Regions from separate parts of the Homo sapiens genome. Here region 1 is linked to region 2. Evidence: chromatin loops called from intact Hi-C (ENCODE). Cell type or tissue: ovary. All regions are shown on one strand.

Region 1 (2,500 bases), 300 kb after region 2:
GGTTTCTAAGCTGGGGTCCTGGGGATCTGGGCCCCTCTGGCAACTCCTACCCTGTCCCCTTCCCCCACCAGTGGGCTCACTTTGCAATTCTGCTGATGTCAGCTTGAGTGCCTTAATGGGCAGAAAATCCTGACTCCTTTGCCCGACTAGGCTAGCTGGGACTGCAGGGGGCCCCAGGTAAGGAGCATATACTTCTGAAATTTGTGTGTGCCCCCGCGTATGCGTTTGTGTCTTAGGTAGGTAGGTATTTATCTCTGTGTTGTGTGTCTGAAGGTCATGCATGAGCCTGTGTTCATATACACAATGGCGTGCACAAAGGCACATTATGGATTTGTGTATGTTTGTTTGTGTGGAGAGGGTCAGGAGCTCCCAGACATTCCTGAACACTTGCACATGGGTTGGCTGTTATCTCCAGCGCCTGGGAGGAACTGGCTCCTTAAAGGAGGGGGATGGTGAGTTACTTTGTAAAGTGGAGACAAGCCCCTTAAGCCCTGGGGAAAGGGATTTACATAAACCAAGGTCCCACGTTTAGGTTGGGTTCTCAGCTCTGGTGTGCCCATGAAAGACCCTCTCCCAGGTCCTAGCAGAGCTGCTGGCACAGTGCCCTGGGTGCCAGCCCACTGTCCTGCATGGGCTCAGAGGAGCTGGAACGGTGTCAGCTGGTGCCAGCTCCCTGGGGGCAGGGCAGGCCGGGCCAGGCTATGTGAACAGAGTGTGTCCTCAGTCCTCTGGGGGAAATCGGAGACCAGGCCAGATCCTGCCTGCTGGGTCTCTCACCCTCTTCTCAGCTTACACTTCCAGGGAAACTGGTCACCCTGGGTAGAGACTTGCTCCAGATATCAGGGCCCTGAGGCTCCAGCCTGAGCTCCTGGGAGGGGATGTGGTGTAGAGACACCCTTGGCCAGGCCCCTGCCTCAGGCTGGCCTGGGGCGCCAGAGAGACCAGGCTTGTAGAAGGAACGGAGCAGGCTCACGCGGAGCCCTGTGCACGGTGAGCTCAGGGTGCAGAGGGATCTCTGGGGCCCTGGTCACCCTCCCTGGGGAGTCCTGCTTTTCAGTGTGGCAAGAAGCGCCTTGCTGTGTGACAGCCCTCTTCCCCTCCCTGACTCTTAGTCTCCCCTGGGTCCTCTGGGGGCCCTAACAGCAGGATGTACCTGGCCTCCTGCCCGAAGCCTCTCAGAGTGGAGGAGGACCTAGGAGGCTGGACACTGAGATGCGAGAGGCGTCATAGGAGGGGCGGTCCAGGGGCAGGGTGGGGAGGAGACTTCTCTTGCTCATTCCTGGTTCAAATGTTTCAGATGTTGGGATGCAGGGAAGAGGTGACTCTGGTCCCCAGATGCAGGTCAGCTGCCAGAGGCTGGCCAGGGCTTCCCACCCACTGACCCTGGCTGCACTCAGAGGCCTCTCACATTTCTCTTCCTCTCTTCAGTCTACTGTCAGGGCCAGGCATATCCCCTGGGACCCAGAATCTGTCTCCATTGCCCCCAACCCTGCGACACCCTCAAGAGAGGTCTAGAGGGTGGTGACTCAGTAACTCAGAGAGGGCCTTCTGGAGATGCCGCGGCCTCAGAACCCCTCTGTAACCCAATGCTGGCCTCTCAGGCCACGTGCGGGGATGCCTGGCTTTTCTGAATCCTTGCTGCTTCCTCTGGCTTTGAGAAGCAGCACACTTGGTCCTCCTGTTGGGAGGGTGGACACCAGCAGAAGCCTTCCTTGTAAAAGTTTCTAGGAGGCACCTGTGGTGGTTCTCCTCCCCCTCCCCCTTGGTACCATGTCCCAGCCTTGGGATCCCCAAGTCCCCCCACTCCCTTCACTTTGCTGCTGCAACCCCTTGAGAGGTGGCTGGGGAAGGACAGGGGTATGGAGGTCGAAACTCAGGCTAATAAATCTAGGGTGGGGAGCATTTATTTTAATTTTTGTCTTGCAGCTCTTTGTAGAGGACCTAGCCTTTCTCTACTGAACTGAAGGGGTTTGGTCCCATCACCCGAAGACTGGCCCACCTGCCCACACAGGTGGGGGCACAGGAGGTCTGGGAGGCCCCAGGAGGTGGAAGTTCAGAGGCCTGCCTGGCCCTGTCCATCCCACTGGCTGAGGCCAGGCCGGAGGGCCGACCCCAGGGGCCCTCTGTATGCAAGCCGACGCAGACAAGGGCCCAGTGCATAGTTAAGACACAAACACCACACAGCTGTCCAGAGCCTCCAAAGCACTGTTTATCCAGGCTCCATGGAACCAAGTGCCCCCAGCTGCCTGCCCTAGTCCTCAGGGGGGCACTGGCACCGCAGTGGCCTCGGCCTGAGACCCTCGATGAGCCCCAGCCTAACCTGCTCCAAAGCCACTGACACATGCATGTTTAGCCCTTGGCCCATCAAGATGGGGCCCTGGGAATGAACTGGCTGCAGACCCTCCTCCATCCCACACCCCCAGGGGCTCCATCAGTCCTGGCTAGCTCAGCACCATGTTAAATAGCTTCCTTGCAATCTCCCTTAAATAAACCCATCCCC
Region 2 (2,500 bases):
ACTTACTTTATTGTAAGAATATACAGTATAGGCTGGGCACAGTGGCTCACGCCTGTAATCCCAGCACTTTAGGAGGCTGAAATGGGTGGGTTGTTTGAACCCTTGAGTTTGAGACCAGCCCTGGGCAACGTAAGGAGACCCCGTGTCTATTTTCATTAAAAAAAAAAAAAAGAAAGAAAAAAAGAATGCAGTATATATAATACATACAACATACAAAATATGTTGTTTATCAGTAAGCCTTCCAGTCAGTAGTAGACTATCAGTAGTTCCATTTTGGGGGAGTCAAAAATTATACACAGATTTGACTGTGCAGGGGCCAGTGCCCCAAACCCCTTGTCGTTAAAGGGTTAATTATACATTAAACTGTCTGCTCAACATCTCCCATTTGAAAGTTTTGTAGTCCTTTCAAACTTAAAACAGCACTTCATCTGTCTCCCAAACCTCATAACCCTTTCCTATTAACAGGTGAGCCCCTAAAATCTCCACTTAAGCAAAACAAAACAAACCAAAAAACCCCAAAACTAATCAGGCACCATCCTTGATGTCCTTCTTTTGCTTACCCCCACATTTGATCCAACACCATCTCTTGTCAATTAAATATCTAAATAATATCTACATCTGGGCGTGGTGGCTCACGCCTGTAATCCCAGTACTTTGGGAGGCTGAGGAGGGTGGATCACTTGAGGTCAGGTTCGAGACCAGCCTGGCCAACATGGTGAAATCCCATCTCTACTAAAAATACAAAAAATCAGCCAGGCATGGTTTGAGACACAGCGAAACTCTGTCTCAAAAATAAATGCATAAAGTCTACAATGTAATTCTTGCAATTCCACTGCCACCCTAGTAGTACGGGTGGCCCCCACATCTCATTTGGACAAGGGCACCCTTTTGAGTGGTCTCTGCTCTTCCAACTTTATATATACCCATCTCCACTGTCCTCACAGAACTCCAAGCTATCTTTGTCAAATGTCCCAGTGCATCTCAAACAAATTACAAACCATGGCCTATCATTAGACAAAGTGATGTGGCCTCTGCCTACCCTTCTAACTTCATGCAACCTTGAGCCACAATGGTGTTTGTAATTTCTTGAATATGCCAAGTCCTTTCCTCCCAGCCTTGTACTAGCTCTTTTGTCTAGAAAACACCCATCCTCTACTCTTCACCAGGCTAATTCCTTGTCATTATTCAGGCCTCAAGCATCACCTCCTTTGAGAAGCCTCCTCCAGTGAAAGCAAGGCCTGTATGCTAGTTACCCTTGATCACTTCACCTGATTTGTTTCCCTGGTAGTGCATATCATCGCATTACTTCATCTGCTCTACTTCATGGCTGTAGTCCCAGGGCCTGGCATAACACCCTATACGCAGCTGCACCAGGAAGGTTTCACAATTGAGACAGAATGTAAAGACAGGTAGGATTCATACAAGCAAAAGATCAGATACTACTTGAGATGTAAATACTGGGAGTAAATTCACCAAAAAGGTGCCACCGGGTATTTACGTGCTCTTACAGGCTGAACTGTATTCTCCTTAAAATTCTTATGTTGGCCGGGCATGGTGGCTCACGCCTGTAATGCTAGCACTTTGAGAGGCTGTGTCAGGTGAGACTCTGTCTCAAACAAACAAACAAAAAATCATACATTGAAGTCCTAGCCCCCAGTACTTCCGAATGTGACCTCATCTGGAGGCAGACACACACACACAGGTAGGAACACCATATGAAGATGAAGGCAGGGATCTACAAGCCCAGGAATGCCAAAGATTGCCAGCAAAGAACCAGAAGCTAGGAGAGGCCTAGAAGAGATTGTCCCTCACAGTCCTCAAAAGGAACCAACACTGCTGACACTTGACTTTGGACTTCTAGTCTCCACAACTTTTGTCATTTAAGCCACAGTCTGTGGTACTTTGTCACAGCATCCTTAGCAACCAACATACGTACTTCCTCAGTTAAGTCTCAGCTCCAAGAACAGGTTTGCATAAACAAAGAAAAACAATCAGAAGACTCTGGGCCTCCCCTGGTCCTAGCTAGGGTGGGAGATGTGTACAGAAATTTCAGTTACTGGTTCTCACCTGATGAGCCCGGAGCAGGGCGGTCCTCCGATACATATAGTCCTCTGATTTGATCACATACACCATCTTGTAGGAATTCAGCTTGAATCTACACTCCAGCTTATCCAGACTATCCACATTCTCCATGGTCTTCTTGCTGTTTCCTTCCTTCCCTTCCTTTTCCTGCTGCTCTCGACCACGTTGACACTTCCGGATCCGCCGTAGATTCCTATTGCAGAAAAGCCCCGGAGGATGAGAGCTCGTCCAGATGCAGATTCCCGTGACTTCCCCAAAGTGAGTTTTCTTTATTATATGCTTGCATAGTACTCATCCCAATTTGTTAAATACATACACAAATGTTCAGTTGTTTCACTGCAAAAAAAATTTCAACTGCAAAGGTACACAGAATAAAAAGCAGAAATCTTCACCCATCCCCTACTTGACTTAGCAGATG

What was found. Peaks named below come from ENCODE experiments on the same cell type or tissue, not always from the same donor. Only the 100,000 strongest peaks of a DNase experiment are listed, where the experiment ranks them.
Region 1: a loop joins it to region 2, with 2.8 times the contacts of the local background. A loop is called at or near these places in 36 of 110 quality-filtered maps.

Annotation. Positions count from the first base shown.
Region 1 is chr15:75,672,436-75,674,935 of GRCh38, forward strand. CSPG4 (chondroitin sulfate proteoglycan 4) reads right to left here. Exons shown (of 10, transcript NM_001897.5): 10 at 1,887-2,500. Among named protein-coding and RNA genes, the nearest start is that of SNX33, 26 kb to the left of the region's middle. RefSeq lists an enhancer at 1,883-2,500. In ovary, no CTCF peak of the experiment used is centred here; a DNase peak (open chromatin) is centred at 1,196; H3K27ac peaks cover 2,469 bases.
Region 2 is chr15:75,373,598-75,376,097 of GRCh38, forward strand. SIN3A (SIN3 transcription regulator family member A) reads right to left here. Exons shown (of 21, transcript NM_001145358.2): 20 at 2,068-2,275. Among named protein-coding and RNA genes, the nearest start is that of MAN2C1, 6.2 kb to the left of the region's middle. In ovary, no CTCF peak of the experiment used is centred here; no DNase peak of the experiment used is centred here.